Linked DNA regions of Homo sapiens: all the other regions are linked to region 1. Evidence: chromatin contacts called from ENCODE Hi-C or POLR2A ChIA-PET data. All regions are on one chromosome and are shown on one strand. The core of a region is the stretch at or near the end of the contact, and the rest is flanking DNA. Distances in the headings are between cores, read along the strand shown.

The links. Hi-C counts contacts between places; a loop is a spot of excess contacts on that map. ChIA-PET counts read pairs that join two places held with the same protein, here RNA polymerase II (POLR2A). Pooled maps may share reads with other maps.
Region 2: a loop to region 1 is called in a pooled map, with 2.2 times the contacts of the local background. The contact joins the promoter of EPCIP here to the enhancer-like site in region 1. A Hi-C loop is called at or near these places in 1 of 50 pooled maps. POLR2A ChIA-PET finds 5 or more read pairs at or near these places in 2 of 52 experiments (HepG2 and activated T-cell).
Region 3: a loop to region 1 is called in a pooled map, with 4 times the contacts of the local background. The contact joins the promoter of DNAJC28 here to the enhancer-like site in region 1. A Hi-C loop is called at or near these places in 2 of 50 pooled maps. POLR2A ChIA-PET finds 5 or more read pairs at or near these places in 2 of 52 experiments (H1 and OCI-LY7).

What each region holds. Positions count from the first base shown.
Region 1 is chr21:33,077,016-33,081,341 of GRCh38, reverse strand. No RefSeq gene overlaps it. Among named protein-coding and RNA genes, the nearest start is that of OLIG1, 9.0 kb to the right of the region's middle. Within about 2 kb of position 2,186, at least 2 of the 41 ENCODE cell types and tissues checked have a DNase peak (open chromatin) inside an H3K27ac peak, as active enhancers do.
Region 2 is chr21:32,811,554-32,816,047 of GRCh38, reverse strand. It overlaps EPCIP (exosomal polycystin 1 interacting protein), which reads left to right and starts at 2,345. Exons shown (of 4, transcript NM_001162495.3): 1 at 2,345-2,456.
Region 3 is chr21:33,488,577-33,493,453 of GRCh38, reverse strand. It overlaps DNAJC28 (DnaJ heat shock protein family (Hsp40) member C28), which reads left to right and starts at 1,738. Exons shown (of 2, transcript NM_001040192.3): 1 at 1,738-1,852; 2 at 4,030-4,877. The coding sequence starts at 4,061.

The DNA.
Region 1 (4,326 bases), core at 937-3,436:
GGGGAATGGGGGGGTTGGGAAGCACAGAGCCAGGGCTGAAGACCTAGGCCTGGTCGAGGGGGGTGCTTGCCCCCACCCCACACACACCTGCCCACCCTCGCCCAGATGGGGGAAAAGCTGATGTTAGCTCACACCCCAGGCTTCAGACATTGAGGCCAGAAGTTTGCTGGATGGGATGGGCCCCAGGACAACAGCTCACTCCAGCCTCACCACCTGCTGTCTCTCTTGTTGGGCTCAACACAGGCCTTAGCACAGGCCTGGCACTAACTAGCATCCTGAGAAAATGCTCAGCAAAAGTGCTAAGCGCTATTATTGCTACTGCTACTACTAGGACTATTTCTAGAGGTTTGCTTAAAGCAAAACAAAACAAACTCACATATGTGGTATCACAAATCCTGCATTCCTCACGAGGAGCTGCCCCACAGGTCTCCCCAGTAACAGCTGAATGGAATAGGAGTCATTCCCTCAACAGAGGAAATGCAGCTCCCACCCAGAGTGGAGGGGATGAGATTTGCCCGTGGACATGTCTACAATGATAATGGTTCCAGGAGCTCTGCTGAGCCCTTGTGTGCCTCATTGAATCCCATGAGATCAACACATTATCACCCCCATTTTACAGATGAAGATGTCAAGGCTTAAAGAGCTAAAGCACAAGGTAAGGAAGCTAGGAAGGGTGGGACAGGGATTTGAAGGCAGAGACCTCCTGATGCCAGGGCTCTCCACCAGGACACAGCGCCACCCCTGTGACACCCTGTCACACTGTCCTGGAATCAGCCAGCAGAGGCAATGTCTGTGGAGATTTGAATTCGCCCAGTGCCTGGCTGTCATTTCTGTGAGCTAATATCAGCTTTTCCCCCATCTGGCCAAGGGTGTGCAGGGACAGTGGGGCAGCTGTGGGAAACTAGGGGGAGGAGAGCAGGGCGTTTGCTGTTGGAATCTGAGAAAAATTGGTAGCACTGCTCCTGTCTGTATTTAAACATTTTATATTTTGTTCATCATGAATTTCTGCATCAATTTTGATTTTATATATATACACACATATGCGTGTGTATATACGTGTGTGTATATATGTTTATGTGTGTATGTATATATATATTTTTTATTAAAATATATATATATTTTATTAAAATATATATATATTTTAATAAAAAATATATATATTTTAAATTGAGACTGAGTCTCACTCCAGACTGGAGTGCAGTGGCACCATCTCAGCTCACTGCATACCTCCGCCTCCCAGGTTCAAGAGATTCTCGTGCCTCAGCCTCCTGAGTATCTGGGACTACAGGTGCCTGCCACCATGCCCGGCTAATTTTTGTATTTTTAATAGAGATGGGATTTCACCATGTTGGCCAGGCTGGTCTTGAACTCCTGACCTCAGGTGATCCACCCGCCTTGGCCTCCCAAAATGCTGGGATTACAGGCGTGAGCCACTGTGCTCAGCCTTTACAAAAAAATTGTATTAAAATACTCTTTATCATGATAGCTGAGTTTTTTGGTGCCCCCTTCAATTTTGTGCCCAAAGGAAGTGCCTCACTTACCTCATCCTGGCCCTATTTGCTTCTCAAGGCCCACTTTCTCCTTAAGACCCAGGTAGCAAAAAGCAGTTCTAATCTAACTATTGTATTTTACTTTGGGAGACAAACTTAATTAACTTAATCAGAATATTTTTCTGACTCTGTCCTGTCAACCAGTTTGAAATGGCAAATTAATTAATGAGTCTGAACCAAAATATAGTTACTATTTAAAACCTTAACATTAATAAAATCTTGGTTCTCCCTTCCCTTCCCTTCCTTTCCCTTCCCTTCCCTTCCCTTTTCTTTTCTTTCCTTTTTTATTTTAACAAGTGTTTCTGTGTAGGAAACACAGGCTGAAACCTGCTTTGGGTAACATGCTCTGAATTTAGATGACCACAAAATCTATTTTGAGAAATAATCGCTCACTTATTAACCACTCACTCGTGCCAACACCTAGTAGGTGGGCGCTCAATAAGTGTTTGTTGGCCAAAGGAATGACTATTGGGGACGGACCCCAGCCTCACTGGCAGGGAGAGCCTGGCCCCCAGCACCTTGCCGGGGAGGCTCCTCTGGGCCTGACTGAGCCCCATTCAGCCCCCATGTGCAGAGGATGACTCAGCCTGTGACTTCATTCACCCAGCCTGGTGTTTATCCACTCACCACAAACCGGTTGATACTGTTTGGAGCTACCCCGAGGTGACGCTCTGCTGGTGGAGAATGACATGCAGTCAGCTTGTGGCCTCTGGGGCCAAAACAGCTGAAATGCTGTGGCTTCTGAAGAACCCATTGTCTGCTAGTCAAGCGTGAGGACAAGGAAGGTTCTGGTGCTGCCCCCCAGCTCCCTCTGAGAGGCATTTTGGCTTCCATGTGGGTGCGGGACAGACCACAGCAGGGGGCCCTAGCAGGGCTCTGACCCCAAGCGTGGAAGAATGGACCCTGGCATGGGGATCCCTCATAGAAGCCCCTCAAAAAATACTGTGGGGGTCCAGATAGAGCTGGAAGGAGCTGAGGAGTTTAGAAGGCAGCTTTGCTCATTCCAAATGCATTCTTACTTGGTACCATCTGATGCTGTCATGGACCCTCTTAATAGATTGCAAGAGAAGATGGGAATGACGGAGCATACACTGGTGCTTTTTTTTTTTTCTTTTGAGACAGAGTCTTACTCTGTTGCCCAGGCCAGAGTACAGTGGTGTGATCACAGTTCACTGCAGCCTCAGCTTCCTGGACTCAGGTGATTCTCCCAACTCAGCCTCCCCAGTGGCTGGAACTACAAGCACACCACAACACACCATGCCACTAAGTTTTTGTATTTTTTGTAGAAACGGGGTTTTGCCATGTTGCCCAAGCTGGTCTTGAACTCCTGGGCTGAAGCCATCCTCCCATCTCAGACTCCCAAAGTGCTGGGATTACAGGCATGAGCCACCGCGCCTGGCCTCACACTAGTGCCTTTGAAAGCAGCTGTCACAGTACACATCACCATGGAAATAATTTCCAGACAATGGAAAAAATTCTATCAGTGGCAACAAGAAAAGCATTGGCAGGTACAATAGGCACTATGCTTAACGGTTTATCCCACTGCCTCATTTAACCCCCAAGGAGGTGGGTCCTGTTATTACCCTGACCTTACAGAGGAGGAGACTGAGGCACCAGAGCTCAAGTAGCCTACTGAGGTCACACATGAGCCTACATGAGCCATGGAGTGGAGTGACCAACTGGAGGCACGACCAAATCGGGCAACACACAGCCAGGATCTTAAAGGGAAGAGATGACCAGGAGGAGGGAAGACAGGAGGATGGGAGAGGAGATTGGTGCCTGATTGTGTTTGGACACAGTAGGGTTCTTATGAGCGGAGGATGGGAGGGGGAAGGTTGAGCATCCATCTCTCCCATCTCCTGTGGCCAGGTCTGTTACAGCAGCCAGCCCTGCACGCCTTCCCCAACAGCCTCGCTGGGGCAGTTCATGGTTCAAAGCCTACAGCCCTCCATCTGAGTTACTGTGAGTCTGTGTGAATATAAAATACAAAAGGCATCTCTGATGCCCTCACAGCCCCTAGAACCATGGAGACCATGGTCATAAGTGAATTCAAAAGTTGTCTATTAAACGGGGTGCTGTAATGTTCCATTTTATTTTTTCCTACACTGGACACCTGTGCACTGATAGAGACTCATATATAGGCTGTACCTTCTGCCCATGGCTGTGGGGAACCAGGACTGCAGAGGAAGCATGTGAGTGAAGCCACCGGAAGCAAGCAAATGGAACAAAACCAGCACCACGACCACCACCACCACCACCACCACCATCACCACCATCACCACAATACAAATACTCTCTTTGATTGGTCCTCTGGGTAGATAAAATGTTATCAAATCACCTCCAAGCTTTCTTTACTGATTCTTCATCTGCTCAAACTATTTTTTAAGATTTGAACAGAATGACACCTAATGATCACTGTCTGAGGAGTTTAGGGTTTTTATTTTCTTGCCTGTAACACTCAGTGGTGACCAGGACGAGGAGCATGTATGTGTTGAAGGGTGCGGGCTGCGTGAAGCCTCCCTTCTGCCCCATCCGCAATCCCTGACATCTCACTACTCACATTCTTAGATCAGTCTCCGCCAGGTCTGAACATTTTGGAAATAAAAATCAGATAAAAATGAAAAAGTGAAACTGAAAAAAAAAGAAAGCTAAAAGTGAAATGACCTAAAAGAATGACCCCATGGTCTCAGGCTCAAGAAAGAGGAGACAGGGAGTGGCGAGACGTTGACGCCTGGATCATGCATTGGTTAGACATGCAATTAATAGAAGCAGCCAC
Region 2 (4,494 bases), core at 1,096-3,595, 270 kb after region 1:
TTCCCTCCCTCATCTTCAGGCATCCAGTGCACATATATTATCTCATTTTTTCCTCAGCTCTACCTTTCAACAAAGTATTATTATACCCACTTTATAGATAAGGAAACTGAGGCTTATAAAGTTTAAATAATGTGCAAGAAGGTAACAGACTCAAGGTTTGAACCAAGATCCACTTTGCTATTCTTACATGGTAGAATTCATATATGTGCTTTGCTGAAACTGATCACCCAACAATAGCAGCCTCTCTCTATTCTCAATTCCCTTTATTCTGGCTGTGATTCACTGGCTTTCCAAATGGCTGAATAGGCCTGGGACTCTTCCACCTCCAAACCTTTGCTCCAGCAATTTTCTTAATTACTTGAGTTCCTTTATCCTGTGGGCCACCGAGAAGCCATTTGTGCCAGGCTCTCTGGGTGCAGAAAGGAGGAAGGATATATCCATCAGCTTGGATCCGCAGTTCATCAAATAATCACTCCATGAGAGATCGTTGTCCTTTCCCCCACATCTGACCATGCAGATCTCAGCCATCCCTTAAGGCCTAGATCCAAAACTACCTCTCCCCAAGGACTTCACCAGTCTCCCTGGCAAAGGCCGACCTTCACTGGGATTCCCCTGCATTGTGTCTGTATCTCCCTTCAAACATTTCCCAGATGCAACTTACATAATTGCCCCTCCTATAGTATAACTTCCTTAAAGACAAGAACCATGACATTGATCTCTGTGCCCCTTAAATCTCCTGGCACAGTGCATGTGTGTGGTAAGGATTCAGTAGATGAATAATAAATAAATGAATGAATAAATTTCCCTACTGAGGTGCTCTCTTCTTTAACATATTGGAGAATCTGTATCTGGGTAATTACAAATCAATTGCTCCAGACTCCTAGTGCTTTTAATTAGCAAGATTTTTCTTTATCTCAGCAGTCCCCTTCTTGGCACTAGAGACCAGTTTCATGGAAGATAATTTTTCCACAGACAGGCAGGGGTAGGAGGTGGTTTGGGGATGATTCAAGCGATTACATTTATTGTGCACTTTGTATTATTATTGCATTATAATATATAATGAAATACTTATACCACTCACCATAATGTAGAATCAGTGAGAGCCCTGAGCTTGTTTTCTTGCAACTAGACTGTCCCATCTAGGGGTGATGGGAGACAGTGACAGATCATCAGGCATTAGATTCTCATATGGAGCATGCAACCTAGATCCCTCGCATACACAGTTCACAATAGTTCACAATAGAATAGCATTCTCAATTCAATCCTATGAGAATCTAATGCCACTGCTGATCTGACAGAAGGCAGAGCTCAGGTGGTAATGTGATTGATAGGGAGCGGCTGTAAATACAGATGAAGCTTCTTCTCTTGCTCACCCACTGCTCAACTCCTACTGTAGCATGGACTGGTACCAGTCCGTGGCCTGGAGATCGGGGACCCCTGCCTTATCTTTTTTTCCCATATTTAGTGAGACTTCATCAGTTGTTAAGGCCCAGGTATTTATCTTCCCTTAAAATACATATATTGAAACCTAATCCTTAATGTGATAGCATAGGAGGTGGAGATGTTGGAATGTGATTAGGTCATGAGGGTGGAGCCCTTATGAATGGGATTAGTGCCCTTGTAAGAAGCTGAAGAAACCACAGTTTCCCTTCCACCATGTAAGGACTCAGCTAGAAGGTGCCATCTATGAACCAGGAAGCAGACCCTCACCAGAAAACAAATCTGCCTTGATCTTGGCCTTCCCAGCCTACAGAAATAAATATGTTGTTTGTAAGTTACCCAACTAATGGTATTTTGTTATAGAAGCCCACATGGACTATCAGTTAATGTACATAGAATAATTGTTACCTATTTATTGGTTTTGTGGCTTCTAATATTTTTTTAAATGAATTTTAAAAAAGACAGAGAATAATGTCTATCTTTGGAGTTCAAATGAGTTTTTTTTCTTTGGAACAACTACGATAGGACACTTTATACAGTAGTGCAGGCATTTACCATAAGTAACAATTCATCAGACCAAAAAAGGTGGAATAAATCATGAAAGTAAAAGTATCAAGGAGTCTCCGTACTCTACATTTAATCCATTCAATTTCCTGCTAAAGTAGAATTTCTTCCATTTGTGTCAATCCTTTGGGATCAGCCTACAGCAACAGTCTCCTCAGTTTCTTCTAGAAACTTCCCAGTTTAGAACCCCAAAAGAGTGGTCAGCAGTCACCAAGGCAGGTTCTCTCCTGCGTGTAGTTAATGAGACTGGTAGGCCAGCAGCTTCCTCCTGGTTGCCATGGAAATGACCAGGCTGCTGGCCCTCCGAAGACGGAAAAGAACAGCAAGTGCAAGACCACGCATTCCACCCTGGCTTGCAGATTAAACCAGCTGTCAAGCCAGGGTGAAGGATCCGTGGCCAGGCAGAGGTCTGTGGAGTGGAGAGGCGAGGCCTCACGGTGGAACTCTCAGATGTAAGTAATTTCTGTGTTCTTCTTTTTTAAAAAGCATGTCTAGTCTGACAGTTTTTCAGAGCTTCAGAATTTCTGCTGCATGGCAGGAACTGTGACGGTTGGAAGAACCATTGTCAGGGTCACCTTCTTGTTGCATTTGCATTTCCTGAACATAATGTACATGTATGAGTGGCTTTCACTATGAAACACTTTTTTAGGCTTCCAGGCATATGAATTCCTCTTTACTGAGATTCTGCCTTTAAAATGAAAGATTTTCAGTGCATTAAGCAAAGAATGACATGGTCTTCTCATTTAAACCCTAAAAAGATAAACTCACTTAAAGCTAATATAACAGATAGCTCCTTGAAATCTTGTCTCTATTTTAAAACATCTGGCTAGACTTTTCCATTAGTCTTCAATGCTAAATAACAATTAAGGAAAAGAGATATGATATCTCTTTTCCTTATTGTGATCACAAACAAAGAAAAGTGAGAACTCCCAAAACACCGGCTGATACTGTTTCTTTGCTCTGTTTTATCTTTTAATAATATTATATTTACTGCCTATTTACACACCAGGCTTTATAGAGTTTGCTGATTAGAAAACAAAGAAAAGAAAGTAAGCTAAGATGAGCATTAACATTTGGATTGGATAGTTCGTGTTTTTAAAAAATTGGTCTTTTATTCAAAAGTGAAAAAGCATGATAAATAATGTAGCAAAAGGCAAGATGAAGAGGGGAATGTTTTAATTCAAAATGAGTAGAACATATACAGTCTTGCATTTATTTCTTTGTTTAATAAGCATATTTTTGGAAAGCTTTTAGCAAAAAGTATGTTGGTGTATACTGAGGACAGGAAATGTTTCAAAAACATTGTGCATAATATTTATAAAAAACCCACCCTTAAAAAATACCAAAAAAAAGACTTCATTTGTTTGAAAATTTTTTACCGAAAAGAGCCATCCTTGAGAAGTTTTTTGCTTTTTTTTAGTCTAAATAATGCAATATGTTTGGAAGGAAAAAAAAAGACTTTTCATTACTTTTTTTTCTGACAGAAATTGGGCATTTTCTGAAAATAACAGTTTCAATAAAGTATTTATGGAAATGAGTGCTTTTCAAGAGCTGACTTGGATTTCTCATCTTTCTTTTCCACACTAATATTTTTCACTGCTTAAAGCTGCCACATTATCAGCTTTTAAAATTCAGTGCCCAGTGGCTTGTGTCTGTGTCTGTGGGAGCTAATAGGTCAATAGGCCCCAGTGGGAAGAACAGGCAGGCCTCACAGTTCTGTGGGCGTGGGACCAAGGGGCAGCTGTGCAAAGCTGTGGATGTGAACCCCAGTGATGCAATTAACTGAGTGTCTACCAAGTCACTCAAGGGGAAAGCCTGAAGGATTTGCACTCATTGCCTAATTCACTCTCTCAAGGACTGTGTCAAGTAGAAAAGTACGGTAGCCACATATTTTAGTTAGGACTTCCCAGTGGCTCACTCTCTGAGAATTCTTTGTCCCACATTCCATACCTATGTTAGCAGAAGCAGCACTCTGCTCATATTGTCCTCTATTCTGATTATGAACTTAAGAACAGAAATTTCTTTCTTATGGTTCTGGAGACTGGGAATTCCAAGGTCAAGGGGCCTGCATCTGGCAAGGGCATTCTTGCTGTTTCATTCCATGGTGGAAGGTGAAAGGGCAAGAGAACATGTGCACACACATAAGAGAGACAGAGAGAAAGGGGGTCAAATTCATCCTTTTATTTGAAACCTATTCCCATGGTGACCAACCCACTCCTCAATAACAGCATTAATCCATTCATGAGGGCACCGCCCTCTTAAAGGTCACCCCTTAAAGCTCCCACTTCTCAACACTGTTGCACTGGGGATTAAGTTTCCAACACGTGAACTTTAGGAAACACATTCAAATCATAGCATTTAGCATGAGGGTTCTATACACATATAGGTTAAAGGCTACAGCATCTAGTAATAGAATACAATGCATGGAATCTCACTTGAATAGGCCCAAGACCCTGGGGTAGGAAATAGCGCTGTAATTTCCACCATGAC
Region 3 (4,877 bases), core at 489-2,988, 410 kb before region 1:
CATCTAATTTTTTGTATTTTTAGAGAGATGGGGGTTTTCCGTGTTGGTCAGGCTGGTCTCAAACTCCCGACCTCAGGTTATCCACCTGCCTCAGCCTCCCAAAGTGCTGAGATTACAGGCGTGAGCACTGCGTCTGGCCTTATTTTTCTTTTTAAAAATTTTTTAGTGGCCAGGTCTTTTTTTTTTTAGACGGAGTCTGGCTCTGTCGCCCAGGCTGGAGTGCAGTGGCACGATCTAGGCTCACTGCAAGCTCCGCCTCCCGGGTTCACGCCATTCTCCTGCCTCAGACTCCCGAGCAGGTGGGACTACAGGCGCCCGCCACCACACCTGGCTAATTTTTTGTATTTTTAGTAGAGACGGGGTTTCACCGTGTTAGCCAGGATGGTCTCGATCTCCTGACCTCGTGATCCGCCCGCCTCGGCCTCCCAAAGTGCTGGGATTACAGGCGTGAGCACCGCGCCCGGCCAGAAATCCTATTTTCTTTCACATGAGTTATTTTGTTGATTGTTTGCTTATAACTAAAGCCCTCAGAATCAGAGTTTATACTGTATCTTTTTCTGTGTTCCTACATAGATGGCAATAAATGATTCTAATGTTTATGATGTAGAAGCTGAGGAGGCTAATACCTATTTCTGGCTCCTTTTAGGAGACACAGTCATAACAAAAAATATTGCTTAATGTGCGAGGCACAGTGCCAAGTGGTTTACATACATTGTGTAATTCTCCCCCTAAAAAAGTCAATGAAGTTGATACAATTATTATTTCATTATATGTAAAATAGGGAAAATAACAGCATTTATCTCAGAGGGCTGTTGTAAAGATTAAATGAATGCCTGTAATCCCAGCACTTTGAAAGGCCGAGGCAGGCAGATCACCTTAGCTCAGGGGTTCGAGACCAGCCTGGCCAACATGGTGAAACCTGGTCTCCACTAAAAATACAAAAAAATTAGCTGGGCATGGTGGTGCGCGCCTGTAATTCCAGCTACTCGGGAGGCTGAGGCAGGAGAATAGCTTAAACCCGGGAGGTGGAGGTTGCAGCGAGCCGAGATCGCGCCACCACACTCCAGCCTGGGCGACAGAGCGAGACTCTGTCTCAAAAAAAAAAAAAAAAAAGTAAATGAGAATATACATAAAGCACTTAGCACAATGGCATACTATTTACTATAGTTTACTATTTATTGCAACTCTCATTTTGCAGGTATCTTGCCTAAGGTGCAAGCAGAAGAAACAGGATTTTCAACCCAGATCTGAAAACTCCCAAGCCTCTGCCTTTTTCTTTTTATCCTTTTTCTTTTTCCTTGTTAAAAAACTTGCTTCCTGTACAGAGAGGGGAAATGCTCAGTCCCCACGTCAGTGGTTGAACTCCAAGCCAGAAGATCCCTATTTTGATTTTGTCCTCTGGCCTGTCGCCAGCCCCTCAACAGTACTTGAATTAATAAAAGGGCAGGTTTTAAGCCTCATGTATCTGCGCAGGTGACTCCTTCTGTGACCCCGAATAAACCTGTTCCGGTCCCGTTCCGGGGAAACAGCCTTGCCTTCCCCTGCCCCCAGAAAGTTACCCTCGCCCTCCGAGCCACAACTCCCCACGCCGCCAACTCGGTCTTTACATCATTTTCGACGCCCCCTAAGTCCCTCCCGAGAGGCGCAGGCGCACATCGCCCCTTCTAGCGAACTACATCTCCCACAATCCCAATCGGCCGGACCACCTCCGCTCGGGGCGGGGACGGAGGTGGAGCTGGTGGTCCCCGGTCGGGACGAAGGCTCCCGAGGTGCCCTGCCTGGGTCCTCCGGGGTAAAGTTCGTTTGGCGGAAGATTGTCCGTTTTCCTGGTAAGGTCACCTGTCCCAATCAGGTACGATTCTGCCTTCCGTACCCCCGAGCCCCTCAGTGTAAAGTGGCAAATGGTCTAGCCCGGCGGAGGCACCAGCTGGAGGCGGTGGGAGGGACACCCGCAGTGAAGGGCGGACCGCGCACGCATGCGCAGAGGCGCGGCAGGGGGGCGGGAGCCGCGGAACCCCTACCCCAGGTCTGCGCAGGTGAGGAGGGGGCGGGGCAGGACCGACCTCCCTTGCCATGATAACCACCTTCGCAGCCGGCTCCCAGACCGTTGGCACCGATTGCCTAGAAAATAGGGGGTCTCAGGAGCTCCGTTTTAGCGTTTATATATCCCAATTCCAATTAAGCCACTTCCAGTATTTTTTGGCCATTGTCAGTGTACAAGTCTTCCTCCTCTTCGAGACCATGTTATTGCAATAGCAGCAAACGTGTTGGGAGGCCTCACAATTCATCATGGTTTTTCTGGCCTCTGGCAGATAGCTCCTTCCTAGCGAGCTGTGGAGCTTAAAGTCTTTTGGACACTTGATTCTATTCAATCCAGTATCAGACCAGGTACGTACCTTGTCCATAAGTCGTCTTATGAGAAGACTTCTTGAGATGATGCAGACTCTCGTGCAGTTTATAATCGGCTGGAGGTATAGACAGTTAAGCAAGCCTCCTTTTTTACTGTGCCCACCCCTAACCATTTTGCTTACACCTTGTTATGGGACTTGGTTAAATTGCTTAACCTTCCGGACCTACGTTTTCTCATTAAATGAGAAGATTGGATTAGATGATCTCTAAGAACTTTCCACTTGTAAAATATACGGTTAGTTAGTGAGGGGTAGAATCCAGATTCTATCTATCTATATTTTTTTGAGACAGAGTCTCACTCTGTTGCCCAGGCTGGAGTGCAGTGGCACGATCTCGGTTCACTGCAACCTCCACCTCCCGGGTTCAAGCGATTCTCTTGCCTCAGCCTCCCGAGTAGCTGGGACTGCAACCTCCAGTTAATTTTTGTATTTTTAGTAGAGACAGGGTTTTGCCATGTTAGCCAGGCTGATCTCGAACTCCTGACCTCAGGTGATCCACCCACCTCGGCCTCCTAAAGTACTGGGATTACAGGCGTGTGCCACCGTGCCTGGCCCCACAATATGTTAACACTAAACTTCATCAGCTTCCACTTTTCTGCCCACATCAGTGAAATATAGCTATAAGAATGCAGCTGGTGGGGCTGGGTGCGGTGGCTCACGCCTGTAATCCCAGCACTTTGGGAGGTCGAGGCGGGCAGATCACAGGGTCAGGAGATCGAGACCATCCTGGCTAACACGGTGAAACGCCGTCTCTACTAAAAATACAAAAATTAGCCAGGAGTGGTGTCGTGCACCTGTAATCCCAGCTACTTGGGAGGCTGAGGCAGGAGAATCGCTTGAACCCGGGAGGCAGAGGTTGCAGTGAGCCGAGATCATGCCATTGCACTCCAGCCTGGGTGAGACTCTGTCTCAAAAAAAAAAAAAAGAAAAGAAAAGAAAAGAAAAAAGAATGTGGCTGGGCACAGTGGCTCACCCCTATAATCCCAGCACTTTGGGAGGCAGAAACTGGCAGATCGTTTGAGCTCAGGAGTTGGAGACCAGGGTGGGCAACATGACGAAACCCCATCCCTACAAAAATACAGAAATTAGCCAGGTGTGGTGGTGCACGCCTGTAGTCCTAGCAACATGAGAGGCAGAGGTGGGAGGATCACTTCAGCCCAGGAGGTTGATGCTGCAGTGAGCCACGATTGTGCCACTGCACTCCAGCATGGGCAACAGAGCAAGACCCTGTCTCAGACAAAAAAAAAAAAAAAAAAGGCTGAGCGCAGTGGCTCATACCTGTAATCCCAGCACTTTGGGAGGCCGAGGCGGGCAGATAACCATGTCAGGATATCCAGACCAGCCTGGGCGATATGGTGAAACCCCTTCTCTACTAAAAATACAAAAAAATTAGCTAGGCGTGGCTCTGGAGGTGGAGGCACCACTGCACTCCAGCCTGGGTGACAGAGCGAGACTCTGTCTCAAAAAAAAAAAAAAAAGGAAAAAGTTGACAGCAGCATTCAAAAGAACTGCCCCTTGTTGTACTTATAAATTCATGCTGTATCTTTTACCTTATTGCTGAAAATAAGAAATTAACTGATAATACAACTTTGTTCAACCTATATTTGTTGTCGTTTTATAGGTCATTGCTAGGAAGAACTCTGGGTACAATAATGAATACAATGTATGTGATGATGGCTCAGATCTTAAGATCTCACCTGATAAAGGCTACAGTGATTCCTAATCGAGTGAAAATGCTTCCATATTTTGGTATCATTAGAAATAGAATGATGTCAACCCATAAATCCAAAAAGAAGATCAGAGAATATTATAGACTGCTGAACGTGGAGGAAGGATGCTCTGCAGATGAAGTCAGGGAATCTTTTCATAAGCTTGCCAAGCAATATCATCCTGACAGTGGCTCTAATACTGCTGATTCTGCAACATTTATAAGGATTGAAAAAGCTTATAGAAAGGTGCTCTCCCATGTGATAGAACAAACAAATGCCAGTCAGAGTAAAGGTGAAGAAGAAGAAGATGTAGAAAAATTCAAATATAAAACACCCCAACACCGACATTATTTAAGTTTTGAAGGTATTGGTTTTGGGACTCCAACTCAACGAGAGAAGCATTATAGGCAATTTAGGGCAGACCGTGCTGCTGAACAAGTGATGGAATATCAAAAGCAGAAACTACAAAGCCAGTATTTTCCTGATAGTGTAATTGTTAAAAATATAAGACAGAGCAAACAGCAAAAGATAACGCAAGCTATAGAACGTTTAGTGGAGGACCTCATTCAAGAATCCATGGCAAAAGGAGACTTTGACAATCTCAGTGGGAAAGGAAAACCTCTGAAAAAGTTTTCTGACTGTTCTTACATTGATCCCATGACTCACAACCTGAACCGAATACTGATCGATAATGGATACCAACCAGAATGGATCCTTAAGCAAAAGGAAATAAGCGATACTATTGAGCAACTCAGAGAGG